2 separate regions of the Homo sapiens genome follow, and region 1 is linked to region 2. The links are chromatin loops, found by intact Hi-C in ENCODE. Cell type or tissue: adrenal gland. All regions are shown on one strand. Each heading gives the region's core, and the rest is flanking DNA. Links, peaks and the distances in the headings are about the cores only.

The links. Hi-C counts contacts between places; a loop is a spot of excess contacts. Peaks named below come from ENCODE experiments on the same cell type or tissue, not always from the same donor. Only the 100,000 strongest peaks of a DNase experiment are listed, where the experiment ranks them.
Region 1: a loop joins it to region 2, with 2.9 times the contacts of the local background. A loop is called at or near these places in 1 of 110 quality-filtered maps.

What each region holds. Positions count from the first base shown.
Region 1 is chr11:113,263,404-113,271,535 of GRCh38, reverse strand. NCAM1 (neural cell adhesion molecule 1) reads right to left here. Exons shown (of 20, transcript NM_181351.5): 18 at 1,141-1,348. It overlaps NCAM1-AS1 (NCAM1 antisense RNA 1), which reads left to right. Exons shown (of 3, transcript NR_034101.1): 2 at 1,015-1,332; 3 at 1,888-2,004. Among named protein-coding and RNA genes, the nearest start is that of NCAM1-AS1, 6.4 kb to the left of the region's middle. In adrenal gland, for the core only: no CTCF peak of the experiment used is centred there; a DNase peak (open chromatin) is centred at 3,975.
Region 2 is chr11:113,040,742-113,048,873 of GRCh38, reverse strand. The region is part of intron 1 of NCAM1 (neural cell adhesion molecule 1); the gene reads right to left. Among named protein-coding and RNA genes, the nearest start is that of NCAM1-AS2, 81 kb to the right of the region's middle. In adrenal gland, for the core only: no CTCF peak of the experiment used is centred there; no DNase peak of the experiment used is centred there.

The DNA.
Region 1 (8,132 bases), core at 2,293-6,292, 220 kb before region 2:
TTACTTTGCCTAGTTATGAGAATTCAATGAAAGGATGCATGGGAAGTGCTAAACACAGTGCCTGACACAGATCATTGCTCAAATACATACATCTGTCTCTGTACACAGGTATACATACATTTCTTTTCCTTTCCTTTTCTTTTTTTTTTTTTTTTTTTTTTTTTTTGAGACAGAGTCTCTCTATGTCGCCCAGGCTGGAGTGCAGTGGCGTGATCTTGGTTCGTTGCAACCTCCGCCTCCTGGGTTCAAGCGATTCTCCAGCCTCAGCCTCCTGAATAGCTGGGATTACAGGAGCATGCCACCACGCCTGGCTAATTTTTGTATTTTTAGTAGAGGCGGGGCTTCGCCATGTTAGCCAGGCTGGTCTCCAACTCCTGACCTCAAATGATCCATCCATCTCGGCCTCCCAAAGTGCTGGGATTACAGGCGTGAGTCACCCCTATACATACATTTCTAAGTACATGCACATACATGTATATGCATATACAGTGCCTGGCATGTGGTGGTGCTAAACAACTTATTTCCTTGCTCAGTCCCTTTCTGGCTTGCTCCAGCTCTGCTCCACCCAGTGACAGTCTTCGAAGGCTCTTGCTAACTGGCTTAGGATCTGTTTCTCCAAGATGCTGTTGGAGGGACAGTATCTGGATCATCAGCTCCATAAGGACAAGAATTTCTATCTGTTTGTTCCCTGTTGTACCTATGTGCCTGGGAACAGTGCCTTGCCTGCAGCAGCTGCTTGATAAATATTTGTTGAGTGATGGATGAATGAATGAATAAACAATGTACGAAAGCAAGGTAAGTGTGTCCCTCTAATGCTGCCCTACCCCATGGCAGCTCCTCCCCAGGTTTAGTTCTGACAATTTCCCTCATTTTGACCTACACAGGGATTTTCACACTCTGGGGAGATTCTAATACAAGAGATCTGGGATTGGGCTCAAGAGTCTACATTTCAAACAGGTAACCCCCAAAGACCATGCTTTGAGAAACTTTTCTCTAATGTTTTTCCCCCATCAGGGTTCCAAATGGAGAACGTGCAATGAAAGGAAAGGCACCAGCTGATGGCGCAGGGTGGTGCAGCTGCTGGGTCCCTGGGCTGGAGCAGAGCCCAAACCTCAGCAAGGTGGACAGGTCTGCACTCACGAGAAGGCGGCCTTGCCCTCCTCCATGTCCTTGCCCTTGGCCCCGGGCCCGGCTTTTCCACACAGGTTGACCGCAATGCACATGAACAGGCCACACTTGTTCAGGAAGTAGCAGGTGATGTCCACAACCACCAGGAGCAGGACGAAGATGACGATGAGGATGCCCACGATGGCCCCGGTGCTCAGGCCTGAGGTGGGGCTGCCGTTGGCTTGAGTGGGAGAGAGATGGCTGGTGGTTAACAGACTGAGATGCGAGACCTCCAGACCCTGCCAGCAAAAGCCCCTGCGGGTGGGGAGGGCCCAGAGGACAGAGTCATGGCATTCATGCCCAGAGTGACACCTTCCTGGGGACCTTCTATGCCCCAGAATTGAGAAAACAGGGTCTTTCTATACCTTCCAGAGGGAGGGATGACAACATCATCTCACAGATTGGGGAACAGGGGTGAGCCTGGTCAGCTGGCCTCCCGTGAGTCCTGGGAGCAGACTGAGCCCCGCCTGTCTGAGAACACCGGATAATGAGGCAGTTGGAGGGCGCTGCTGTGTTTCCCCTGGACCAGGGCAAAAGGCTTTGCAGCACAGGCAGGCAGTGATCACTGATTTCAGGCGGGGCTGTGGCTCCTCAAGTGCTCAGGGATAGGGGCCCAAAATGGGGTGGTGGAGGGTTCCTGGGGCTTTCTTGGGGCTTGTTGGGTTGTCCATCACAATAGCATCCCCATTATACTTCTCCACTTCCTCTTTCCCTCTTTAGGAATGACCCCAAAGGAGCCCTGCATTAGAGCACACTGGGTTCATAGTTTACCCTCCTCACTGCACCCCAGGAAGACAAGTGAAGCCTGGGTGACTCCAGAGACATGGAGGCCTCCCCAGGCCATGGGCAAGGTGAAAGGTCTGGGAATACTCACCATCTAGGAGCTCAGGCCTGCTTGGACCAGACTTCAGGAAAACCTGAAGTGAGTGCAGACTCACTCAGAGGTGCACACACACACAGGCACACTCACACGCAGGATAAATGCCCATGCAGACAGGCATGCACTCTCACATTCTAGCACCTGGCACCCTGGTTCTGGCTGGACTCACTGTGAAAGACTCAGCCTGTGTCTTACTTCCCTGGTGCCCATCTGCAATCCCCCCAGGGTCTTTGGCTATTGATGGTTTCACAGAGAGACCTGGACTCAGCTCTCTGGGGCCCCTGGGAGATCAACCCATGGTTACGATTGACACTAGTTGCCTGGGATGGACCAATTGACCTCTTGGTGGTTCCCATCAGTGTCTGGGAGACAGTGGTCATGATGCAGGAAGCAAGGACCCATGTGGAGCTCTGCCATTAAGTCGATGTGGGAACAATCACCCTCGACTGAAATATGGGCACTTCTAATTCATCTTTCCTCCAGAACAACCTGCTTCCATAACTGGCAGCCCTGCCCCACCAGTAGACTATGTCTAAAGCTTCCTGTGCTCTCAGGGCCAACTGAAGCCACCCAGGACTGCAGACTGAAGATGGGAACTGTAGCCAGCACTACCTGGGGCTCACCCCACCAGCCACCCCACTCCCAACCCAGCTCGCTAGGCTTTGCCAAGCACCAGGCCAGGCTCAGCAGCTTGCGAGCCATGTAACATGCCAGATAGATAGTGGAGGGAACATGTAACTGAGTAACCAGCACCAGAGCTGGGCCACACATTTTTTGTTTTTCATGCAGCCTGTATTTGCGGGAGGGTGGTGGTATTGATGGCTCTGTGTGCCCCAGGGGTCTCTGTCCAGGCACTCTAGTGCTTCTCTGGTGGCTGTCCCTCTCCACTGGTCCATATTTCAAACTTCAGTTTGGGGAATGGGCCATCAGCCTAGCATGCCAGAGAGGATCCCTCACAAATGACTCCTGAGACCCCTGGGTGCAGCTCGTACATGTTTTTAGTCCCTTTGGGACCTTGGCTTGCCTCCCAGCCCTTCCTCCTCAGGCTCTCTGGCTGGTCCCTGCTGACCTCGCACTGAAGATCCTAGCGCATTCCCCCAGGAAGGCTTGAGATGGCGAAGAACTCTGCTTGGAGAACCCAGCTCTGGACACCTGTCTCTGGGCTTTGGCAGCAGGAAGCTGGCCACTGGCCTTAGCCGTCAGCTAGAATGGGTCATTTTCTTAGCAGCCATGAATGCAGAGGTATTTCTGGTTAGTCTCATAAGAACAAAACCATCCACTTCCCCAGAGTCCTCACACATTCCACCCAAAAAGCAAAGGAGACACAGGCCTTCTTGGTCTTCAGGATCCCATAGCTGTTTCCCTGAACAGGGAAGAAACTTTAGCCTTGGGTTTTCTCTCCATTCCATGACACAGGGCTCCAGGCCACTGCAGCTTCCGGACATCAGTACCCGATAGGTGTAAAGTGCCTACTCCCTGAAGAAAGATCTGAAAGTATTTTTTTGATGACAGTGGGGAATATGTCTGGATTTTTGGACTCAATGGCACTAATTATATCTTCTGAGGTTTATGTGTAAATATGATTTTGTGAAACTAATCATATCTCTAAAGAGGAAAAATAAACTCCTGCAAAGCTGCTCTATGTGCTTGAGAGGACAGCAGCTGGGACAACTGCTCTGTGCTCATCAGACCCAGCTGGAGGGCGGCACTGGCACTGCGCACATCCAGGGGAGGGCCAGGCAGGGAAAAGGCTTCTGAACTGTGGCATAAACAAGTAGGGCAGCGGCCTCCCCTTTCATTTGAATATAAAATTCAAAGTCTTTCTCCCGGCCTAAAAGGCCCACCATCTGCTGCAGACTCTGCCCACTCCTCTGTTGGGCCTCATGGCGTGAACCGGCAGCCTCCCTTCTGCCTGCTGAACACATCCAGCTCAACCCGCTTTAGGGCCTTGATGATTCTGTGCCTGGAACACTCCCTCCAGGGTGGCTCTCTGTTGTCCTGCAGGCCTCAGTCCCAGTGTCACCTTCTCAGAGAAGCCTTATCTGATCTCTTATCTAGTGTGGCACCTCCAGCCAATACCTACCATGCTGCTAGCCTGTTTTATTCTCTTCTAACTACTATCTGCCACTTTCTGTTCATTTACATGCTTATGATCTAGCCATCCCCCCTAGGACATCCCAGCAGGTACCCTGCCTGTCTCTCTTGTATCTCCCCAGCATCTAGGACAATCCTGATTCACAGAAAATGTTCAAAGAATACTTGTTGCACAAATGGATGAGTGTTTAGTCTGGAGACGAGAATACTATTTCCAAATATTTAAAGGTGTTATAACCAGAAGGAAGAAGTAGTCTTACTGTATATGGCACCAATGTGTGGAAATTATGGTGGTGGCAGATTTTAGCTCCATCTGAGAAAGGACTAATAAACAGGGCGAATCCAACATAGTGTGGGCTGCTCTGAGAGGTGAGTTCCTTGATGCTGAAGGCACTCGAGCAGAGGCCAGAAGACCCCTTGGCAGGGACGCTGTAAGGCTGTGGATGAGGCTCCCACACTGGGCAGGAGCATGGGTGGAGAGTGTCTCTTCAACCACAAGAGCCTGTCATTCCAAGTCATACATTCTACACTGCCTGGCACACGGTACAGGTTCCCTAATGCCAGTCTCCAGAGTGTGGACTGAGAAAGACTTTTTCCTGGAAGACCAAAATGCTCGGTAGGTCCCATATTTAATCACTGATCCTTGTGATTTTATTTTTGCATGACAAATACCTTTAAACTCAATATATCTCCACCTGTAGCAAATTCCTAGGGTGTTTGTTAACAATTCAGAATCTGGGGCTCCCCACTTTTATGGGATCTGAATCACTGGGTATGAGGCTCAGGAAACAGGAGTTGAACAAGCAGCCCAGGTGATTCTTATGAGGACCACGCTCCTAGGTCTTCCCTCCCCTGCATTACAAAGAGGAGCACGTGATCCCATGATTTGCCACCCCAGGGTGCACTGTGCTGTCTCACCCAGTGACCCTGAAAACAAACTTGACCTAAGGTATTGAGTGGATCAAGAGAAAACAAAGAGTATGCCCCAAAGGAAAAGCGACCATACTGTATGCCAACACTGAGTCTAAACTCCTCAAGCAGGTGAGATGCTCTTTAAGCTAGGAAGAGAATGTTTGTGGCTTTTACAAAAAAGAGGCTGTGAAGAAGGGACAGGCTGTGAAATGGGCAGCAGGGTATTGAAGGCGAAAGCCAACACCCATTCCCTCTCAGTGGCTATCACAGAATTGTTTAGTCCAAGATAACTAGAAGAACAAAGGCCATCTCCTGCCTCTTGTGTAATATTTCATAAAAGGAAAAATATAAACCTCCATGGGTCTGTCTTTGCTATGGTCTTCCCTCAGCCCTCCCTTGACTAACTCACCTGTGCACCTTGGATGCAAAGAAGGCTTCTGGGGAAGAGTTTCCCCATAACCTCGAGGTCAGAGCTGCCCAGGACAGGGAGATTATGAAGGTGGAGCTGTCCATCTTCTGTGATTCCTGGCTTGGGAGGGGTTGGCACTAAAGAGGGAACTGGCTTGCTCCAAGAATGAGACCCACAGATGCCTATTTTTGTATGCCTTAATATAGGAACATGGGTCTCACATTTTATAAATATCCAGATGGGCCTGAGTCCTTGTGCCATGAGACCCTGGTGCAGCAGAAATGCCCTTTTCACCCCCAAGACTCCCAGAAGATGGTCAGACTCTTGGAACTGTTGAGCTGGGGTTCTGGTTCACTCATAAGCCCTTTACATGTCTGCTTGCTCCTTCGAATCAGCTAAACAGATGGCTGGTCTCAGGGGCTTGCAGGATGCGTCTGAGTTAAGTGTGATTATGAATAGAATACAGTTTGCAAAGAGAATCTTCTCTCAGATTCCCTCTCCACAAGCTCACTCTGTGCAGCCTCTGTTAGGGATAGTATAAAGGCTGCTGTGTCATCAGGTGACCTTGCCACAGAGTTGTGCATCTGTTGGCTCAGAGTGTGGCCCCATCCCCATAGTGACCACCTCCCCAGTTCTGCAAAGGCATTTTCCCCTCCCACTGCCTGCTGGGGACTCCAAGGCAGCAATGCCTCTTAACAGCTCTTAGGATGCCTGGGAAAAAGAGATTGCTCCCCGTTAGGAAGAAAAAGTATTTCATTCACCAGGCTACTATTTCTCTAGGTAATAGTCTATCCAGGTACATGAGAGGCGGAGGGAAAGGGTCTTTGCTGCTTTGTCAGACACAACTATTGAATAAAATCAAGCCACGCTGGTGAGTTCACATGAACTGTTATTTCCTTTAATAATGCAAAGGTGTAAACTTCATAAAGCCCTCACTGATTATCTACACAACAATGTTAGCATTCTTATTAGTAGAAAAACATGATCCAAACCTGCTGTATAAATAGTCCAAAAATGAGCAAAGGGGCCCCATGGTGTGTGGAGCATGGGCAGCACAACTACAGGGCACAGGGGAGTGGGGTGTGGCTGAGCAAGGTGGGGTGCACTCACTCCTGCAGGGTCTCTGAGGGCTGCTGTCTCCAGGACTCCTGGCGGGGCTGGGGCTGCAGCTGTCACCAGGAACTCAGTGTCCGTGGGGAGTGGGTATGCGCTAGTGCTGCCTCCTGAGGAGCGCACTGTTACAAGCCGTGGGTCTGTCTAAATGGGACCCTTGAGGACCCTGACATTGTTTCAGCTGAGGCCTGCCTGACCCTGGGATGTGTTGAGATGACAGGGCCACGTCAGTCCTCTCCACACTTAGGACGAGATCTCCAAAGGGTCCCTTCAGAAAGATGGACACTGCCCCTCTCCTGTGGGTGGTCCTGGGATCAGGGGGAGGCAGACTCCCAAGCTGGGCCCTCCTAGGATGAAGCCGTGTGACTTCTGCCCAAGGTGATCCTAAGAGCCAGTAGCTCTCCCACACTGACCTGGGATCCTTATGCTCTGCCCTGTGCCCAAAAACCATGCCTGCCTCCACTGCCCTGGTGTGAAGCGCCATCTGGGACTCCAGCGGGGAGAGTTTTGTGGCTGGGTTGAGAGGCACTACCCTGCCTGAGCTACTGTGCAGCATGGAGCCTCTGATGTCTGCACGTGAGCCTCTAAACTGAGCGCTGGGGATTAATGGCGAGCGCCAACATAGGTGGCTTTGCCCCTCAGACCACAGCATGGGATCATTTGGAATCCCAAAGGGAAAGGCTAGTCTTTGAACATTAAAAAATAATAACAACAGAAAAAAATACATAAAGAAACCAAAAAGAACAAAAATCAAGCTTCCATGGAGATGCTCAGAGATGAGATATGTAGAATGATATGTGACCACAATGGGGGGAGGGAGGGAGTTTTTATTCAGTAGAAGGTCCATCCCCAAGCACACACACTGATATTACCAAGCAGGATTCAGCCCTGAGTCTCCACAAGGGACCTTAACAAAACACACCCATTTCCTCTCCTGGGTGAACTCCCAAGCAGCAGGGAGGAGCAGCTGGATTTTCAGGAGAGTTTAGAAAATGTCACTGAACCAACGCACCAATACAGAGGCTGGGGCATTCAGGAAGCACTGACAGGTTGGCTCGGCCCCAATTTATTAACCCTCCTGGGCTGGGCAGTCTGGGAGTGGCCTGTCCCTCTCCTTCTCTACTGAGCACACACAGGCCAGGTAGGGGACTAATGCCTGGTTCACAGTGGATGCTTCCAACCTGTCCTGTAGACTGATGCTCAAAGCCATTCTGTGGGTCACTGCTGAACCACGGCCCCACTCTGTGCTGATCTGCGACATGCTGCCAGGCAGCAGGGGAGTCACCCCGATTGGGAGACAAACACCTTTCAAAGCTGACACTTGTTGGCACATCATGGCTTGGCCCCGTTCACAGAGACAGTGTAAGGTGCTGGCCGTAATACGAGGACTGAAAGCACATCCCAGAACGTTCATCAGCCCCAGAAAATATCCAACAAATTCAACTTTTTTTCCAGTGCATGGGCAACAGGGGTGACTTCAGTTGCCCATCATGTCAGCAAAACGCTCATGTGAATCAGTGCGGTCTGGCTCTTTTAACATGGGCACTTAAATGCTTA
Region 2 (8,132 bases), core at 1,487-5,486:
CTGGAGTTGGTACTAAGCTAGTAAACTACTATCCCTTTCCCTCAGACATACCTAAGTGATAGAAGCTTTACATTATCTCATTTGATTCTCCATGGGGACACCTGAAGCTTAGAGAAGCACCTTGTCTGAGATCACTGAGCTGGTATGTGTCAAAGCCAGGGCTGGGGGCAGGCAGGATAACCCAAAGTCCATACTCCTTAACACTAGACCATGGATGCCTTACAGATGAGAAAAATTAAAGTCCAAAGCACAGTCCTTTACTCATTTTGCAAAAGCAGGGAGAACCAAGGGAATCAGAGAAACTGTAGGCCTCGCAAGATGGATGGATCATCAGGATGGGTAGTAAAGCTACCAACAAAATGTGAGCTGACATCCGTGTCCACAAGGGAAGTCCTTGCTCTTCAGTAATTCAACCACAGGTAGCAGTTTATCTTCTGGTGATCTCTGCAAGTGTGCACGAATTCTACGGTGGACTAGAGGTGTTACTAGAAGGCAAACCTAATATAGCAAGTGATGCACAAAACCATTTCTGGAATATTGTAAAGAGTTAAAAATAACTTGCTAACCACCTAAATACCCATTGTTTTAACATTGTTTTAAAAGTTTTCAACGTTTCTGTCAAAAACAACATTCTTGGAACAGATAGCAATGCCAATCCAAATAGTCTATTTCCCTCCTCAATATTTTAAAGCTCTAAGTTTTGTCTCCTTTTCTCAGGAAAAAACAGGACAGCAATGTCAGAGTGTCTGATTATTTAAGTCTCAGCAGCAGTCACCATCACTGTTCTGATGCCCATTTCCAGACATGGAACCTGAAGCCCAGAGAGATTCATTGCAAGCAGAGGTGTTACTGCAGCAAGCTGGAGCCTTGGAAGACAGCAGCCATCAGGACCAGAATATGTGAGGATGATATGGTTTCACTATGTCCCCACTCAAATCTCATCTTCAATTGTAGCTACCATAATTCCCCAAGTGTTGTGGGAGGGACTCAGTGGGGGGTAATTTAATCATGGGGGCAGGTCTTTCCTGTGCTGTTTTCATGATAGTGAATACGTCTCACAAGATCTGATGGTTTTGTAAAGGGGAGTTCCCCTGCACTTCTCCTTGCTGCCACCATGTGAAGAAGGACCTGTTTGCTTCCCTTCCACCATGATAGTAAGCTTCCTGAGGCCTCCCCAGCCCTGGGGAACTGTGAGCCAATTAAACCTCTTTCCTTTCTAAATTACCCAGTCTTGGCTATGTCCTTATAGCAGCGTGAGAATAGACCAAAACAGAGGATTAAGATCAAGAAGACATGATGTTGACTTCAGGGACACCAGGAACAGTGCAGAACCCTGTTACCCCAGAGCAGGTGGGACAGGGAAATTGTTCTGAGACTATACGTACAACTTAATTTTTGCCTCCAACCCGGTATGGCCTGGGAAGTAGAGGCTTTATTTTCTGTTATTTGTTGGGTTGAGCCTAAGACTTTATTAATATTTCAAATATTTTTACAGTATTGCTTATAATCAAGTTATTTTTAAAATATTTTAAGTGTGATTTTATTTTATTTTTATTTTAAGTGTGATATTACTTTTCATCATGATTTTATTACATGGAGGATGAGAATTTCCTCAAGTCAATAAATACTTAGTTAAATAAATATTGGAATCTAATGGGAAAATAGGATTTACTTTGCTCATCTGTTATTATTCAGAAAAAAATGTGGCACAATAAAAAAGTTAGCTCCTGTATTACCAGCCTTACGGGTACACATGCATTCCAGTAAAAATACCAGTAGTATCAAGCCACAAATCTCCTGAGTGCCTACGTTGCTGTTCCCATCAGCAAATGTTGTTTACATGAAAGCCTAACACATACAAAGCTTAAAGCATGAACTTTAACAGCCAGTGTATTTCCACATCTATGAACTGCCATTTATTTAGCTGTTTATCCATTGATCTAACCATCTATCTATCTATCATCTTTCTTCCTTTCTTCCTTTCTTCCTTTCCCTTCCTTCCTTCCTTTCTTTCTTCTGTCTGTCCATCTATGTCCTTTCTTTCTTTCTTTTTCTTTCTCTCTCTCTCTCTTTTCTTTCTTCTTTCTCTTTCATCTATTATTCTATCATCTTTCTTTCATCCATTTATCTTTCTGTCCATCTTTCTATCTTCCTTTCTTTCTTCCTGTTCATCTGTCTTTCTGTCTGTTCATCCATCTCGCTATCCATCTAGCTATCGTTGTGTTTATTCATCCATTCATTCATCTATCTTTCACCTGTCTATCATCTGCAATGTTGCTAACATCAAAACATTTATGGTTGTGGACAGGATATCTTCCATGCCAGGTACCTTTGGCCCTCCTGTTGAAAAGAGTCAACTCCTATTTATCTATGGCTGTAAAAGTAATGTTTCAATTTAAGGTAACTGAGAGTTGTCTGTAAACATAAAGGGGAAGTTATGGATTCTGTGTGCCTTAGGCCAGTGCTGTTTTGGGATGGGGAGGCGGTAATTATAGAATTATAGTTAAGAGTTCAAGCTCTGACATTGGACTGCCTGTGTTCAAAGCCCACCCTCCTCTCTTACGAGCTCTGTGCTTTTAAGTCAGTTGCCTGACCTCTCTGCTTTTCCGTTTGTTTCACTGTGAAACAAGGTGATATTAATGCCAACTTCTGAGACTGGATCCAGGGAATTAAATAAGTAAGAAACCTACTGGACACTCAATAATGTTATGACTCTGCCTTCTACAGAGTATTTTAATCTGTTTTTTTCACAGCAATCAAATTAGTGTAGGCTAATGGGCACTCCTGTGACAAATAATTATCAAACTGTGCTGTCTCTCCCATGTTATTTTCCCCAAATGCTGTTAAAGGGAACAGAGTAAGTCTTTAGAAACATACCACAATTCATCTTTTTCTCATCATTTACCTATAGCTTTGTGGCTCTATTCATCTCACCTCAGAGCTTTAAATGACAAAATTTCTAACATTTCCAAAGCTGATCAGCAGATAATGTAACACAGTTAGAAAGCCAATTTAAGAAAAAAAAAAAACTCTTTTATCCAAAGAAAAATTTCCTTGAGTTGAGCCACTTCACTCACCTCAAAGAGAAAAGCCTATTTCTATAACATGCTGGCCTATTTTAGAAGACAGGTTGAAATAAAATAAAGGAATTTATCCATTCTGAATCCATCATCAGGGGAAAAGCAGAAATATTATCTCTCTCATGTAAATTCATTTGCGATATATTATCGTATCAGGAAGTATAAATAATGCATAATGGCATTTAAGAACCTCAGATTAATGCTCCAGTGTGTTCTGTGTGTTCTATTGCTTTACATTTTGTAGTCACGGCGTGCGTGATCCCACGGCAAGCTCGCGAATGTGGTTCCCAGAGGGCTGTTTTAGGGAGTAAAGTGGGAAGGGAATTGCCTCTCCCAGGGCGCCAAGATGTCTGAGTGCATTTCCTTCCTTTACCACGATTACTCTCTTAGTGGGTGCTCCCTCACCTGCCGAGCTGCCGAAGCCTGACTGTGACCCGCTGAGAAGTTCTCACCGCCCAGCCGTGACTCATCCATCCCCTGAAAACGGCCATCCTCTCTCTCTTCTCAGGAAGGCCATGACGGTGGAGGGAGTCCACCAGTGCTGGTTTTCTTACTGACAGGGGAAACAAACCCAGCAAGTTTGTCCTGGGAGAATGTTTATAGCATAAACCAATTGTCATCTTCCTCGCTTGTAAACACTTGTATCTTTATTTCGTATGTGTTTAACGAATACACTAAAACTGGGGATGTTTTCGCTCAAATATCTGCCATCCTTCCATGCCTTAGAAATAAAAGCGAAGGGCCGGGCGCAGTGGCTCACGCCTGTAATCCCAGCACTTTGGGAGGCCGAGGCGGGCGGATCACGAGGTCAGAAGATCAAGACCATCCTTGCTAACACGGTGAAACCCCGTCTCTACTCAAATATACAAAAAATTAGCCAGGCGTCGTGGCGGGTGCCTGTAGTCCCAGCTACTCGGGAGGCTGAGGCAGGAGAATGGCGTGAACCTGCGAGGCAGAGCTTTCAGCGAGCCGAGATCGCGCCACTGCACTCCAGCTTGGGCGACAGAGCGAGACTCCGTCTCAAAAAACAGAAATAAAAGTAAAAAAAGCTCACAAGCTGGCATTTCATTGCTAGGGTCTACAAATCATGGTTTTGTTTGTGTTTTTTGAGACAGAGGTCTCACTCTGTCGCCCAGGCTGGAGTGCAGTGACGCGATCGTGGCTCATTGCAACCTCCGCCTCCCAGATTCAAGTGATTCTCCTACGTCAGCCTCCCAAGTACCTGGGATTACAGGCCTGCACCACCATGCCCAGAAAATTTTTGTATTTTTAGTAGAGATGGGTTTTTGCCATGTTGGCCAGGCTGGTCTCGAACTCTTGACCTCAAGTGATCGGCCCGCCTCAGCCTCCCAAAGTGCTGGGATTGCAGGCATGAGCCACCACACCCAGCCTACAAATCATGTTTTACAGCATGTATGTGTGTATGTGTGTGTGTGTGTCACACACAGAAGGAATTAGCAAAGTGCAGCAAAATGAAACAAATAACTAAAACTAATTACTTTCTTATCCTCCCTCAAAAGTCAAATGAAGGTTACTAGATCCATCCTGGTATGCTGCCATGCCCAGAAGAAGTTATGGGTCCAAAGTTGTTCAGACAATAGCCTGATATGGAAAGGCATGAGAAAGAACAGGTGAACAGGAAGGAACCAGGCAGAGTATCCTCCTTGCCTGGGGAGAAACGATTCAAACTTGGTAGACCTCTCATTGACCCAGCAAAGTTTTATTTCCTTTAGTTAAACAGATGTTATTGACATTGATCAAATATTACCGAGGCTAAATATTATAATGAAAACATCACTAAAAATAGTGAGCCTGAATAAATCTGCTGTGTAATCGAAAAAAAAAAAAAGGAAACTACTCAAAAACATCTAGGCACATTTACATTCCAACAAACACTTGCAGAGCACCTGCAGAGCACATGACACAATGCTAGGTGGAGCATGGCCCTGGAGGCTGTGTCAGGCGGGGGCCCTGCAGGTTGGGGAGGGAGATATGACTGGGGCGTAAGGAGATGTACTACAAGCTGGAAAGCTGGACATGCTCACGGCAATGAGGAGACTCTGAGGAGGGAATGCTTGTTACCAGCTGGAGAGAGAACAGAAGACTTCTTAAAAGTGATGGCATTCCAAATCCACCTTTGATTAAAAGTAGGATTTCAGGCCAGGCACTGTGGCTCATGCCTGTAATCCCAGCAGTTTGAGAGGCCGAGACGGGCAGATCACCTAGGTCAGGAGTTCGAGACCAGCCTGGCCAACATGGTGAAACCCTGTCTCTACTAAAAATACAAAAATTAGCTGGGCGTGGTGGCACATGCCTGTAAATCCAGCTACTCAGGAGGCTGGGGCAGGAGAATCGCTTGAATGGGCAGGTGGAGTTTACAGTGACCCAGGATCATGCCATTGCACTCCAGCCTGGGCAACAAGAGTGAAACTCTGTCTCAAAAAATAAATAAATAAATAAATAAAAAGGTAGGATTTCAATAGGGACACAGGAGAGGGGACAGACAATGTGTCAGCAGGATGAGTGGTCTGTATTGATGACCACACAGGCATATCACACCTCTATTTGAAATCCTTCATGGCACCCACAGGATGAAGTTCTAAAACCTGATACAGCCCCCCTCCCTGATCTGTCCCCAGTGCCCCCTCGCCAGCCTCATCTCCTATGGCCCCCATTTACCACCCTGGGGAGGAACTACCTGCAGTTCTGTCTTTCCCACTCTATTTCCACTGGTGGGAAATAAAGTCAAAAAGAAGGTTGGTCTAGATCACAGAAAGTTTTAAATGGCAAAATAAGAATTTGAGAATACAAATGATGAGGAAGAAGAGAAGGAGGAAAATTAGTATTGACTGAGTACTTACTATGTGTCAGGCACTAATCTAAGTAGTGATGAAAAGTCAAGGACACTTTCTGGAGCAGGAGAGGGATGGGATGAGAGCTTTATGAAGATGAATCTAACAGCAACGGGTGAAGGGGCGAGCGGGGAATCTGGCAGTGACCCTGCAAAGGCCACACTGGTTATGGAGAAGGGAATGGAAAAGTCAGGGCTGAGGCAGATCTAAGCCTTCGCAAATGACAGCTGGGACAGGTGAGGAAAAGACCAAGGGAATGACCATGGCCCTAACAGGAGGAAGGAAGGTGATGGATGTGTCTGGGGTATATTCCATGCAAAGCACTCCCAGGCAGGCACTGGAAGTGTGGGCTGCAGTGCAGATGAGAGAGAAGAGTTAGGGGTGGCTCAGGAGTCAATGAGGACAGGAGGAAAGATCACAAGGAGGGCTTTCAAGAACACCTGCATTCGGGGACTGGGAACAAGTGAAGAAGCCCAAGAAGAACAAAAGTAAGGTGAAGTCAGAAAGGGAGAAGGCAAACCAGAGGAGAACAGGGAAGGAGGCCAAAGGGCAGAGGGAGGAAGATGCTGCAGAGGCCTGAGGCCGAGGTTGAGAAGGCGCCACTGAATTCGGTGTCTGGGAGGACATGGCTAGTGGAAAGGCTGCGGCAGGGGCAGGGAGTCAGGAGTGGAAGGAAAAGGAGGTGATAACATCTCTTCAGACAAGTGGTGAGGAAAGGAAGGACAAAGGAGCAAGGGGAGGGGATATTCTCTGTCCCTCTCAGGCACAAGGAAGCCCTGTGATGTCTGCAGGCTGGACTCTGGGCTCAGGGATCTGCTGGAGAAGAAAAAACATCAAATGCCACAGGGCGAGACTTAACTGATGAAATAGGTACCAGAGGAAGTCAGAGGAGGGAGGCGGGAGTGACAAGGGCAAAGTTCAGCTTCTGAAAGATGGATTATTTTTTTCCATGAAATTAGAAAGAAAGAGAAAGCGAATTAAGAGAAAGAAGGTCTTTTAGAGAGAGAAGAGAAAAGCTGAGGGGACTCTTTTCAGAGCACTGTTTCTTCCTCGTAATGTGTAACAGCCACAGAGGGACAGAGGGACAGGTAAAGGGGTAAAGTGTTTCTGGGGAAGAGTGGGGAGGATTCTATCAGTGGTCACTGTGTCACCCATGGGAGGAGCAGTGGAACCAGTCAGACCTCACCCTGGAGGGGTTCAGGGTGATGTTGCTGTTGTTGTTTTAAATGGTGGAGAACAAATCTTAAAATAATTTTTTTTTCAGACACAATAAAATTACATGACAAGAAGAGACCTAAAGATCTTCATTATATCTTCTTTCATTAAATGTTCCTATTACACCCTGATGAGCGGGTCTACCATTGGTTCGCATCAAGTTGTCAAAATAAATCTGAAGATAGTCATCCCCATTACATAACCAAATGGTCAATTCATTATATAGTTACTCTCCTGGCTTCACAGACTATATACCAGCATGCTACCCAAGGCTATAAAGATAGTCATCCCCATTACATAACCTAATGGTCAATTCATTATATAGTTACTCTCCTGGCTTCACAGACTATATACCAGCATGCTACCCAAGGCTATAACACAAAGAAACATCTCTTGCCAGCGCTTCTAATGTGAGAAAAAGCTCAAAAAAATGTTTAAACATAACCACATTAACAAACATAAAGGCGTGTATGGGTTTATGTCTGTCTTATATCCGATTTGAGAATGAAAAAAATAAGACAGTAAAATCCTGCACATATCTATTTTTTTATTGTGTATTGAGTGTAAACCATGTTTTATAAAATATTTTAAGAGGATATTCCACAGTTGACTGGAATCTATCTCCACTTATACTCTGTACCAATGACATTTCCTTGTAGCTGAAAATAATTTAATTTAGAATAAATTTATGGAAACTATGCCATGCTATTTCCTTGAACACTTATTAAAAGCAAAACCATACATATTAATATTATAACATTAGGCAGAATAATAATTCAAAAGGAAAGAAAAGGGTCTTACCTATTGTAACAGAATAATATGAGTAGGAATACAGTAGCCAAACCATCCAGACATGTTATTCCAGCCAGAAGGGATGAAGAGTAGAAGGGGAAAAAAAGAGAAAAGTGGTAATCAATAGTGATGTAAAAACACTTTCATTTTCTAAACCAACCAACAAACAACACTTAAAACATAGTAAGAATCA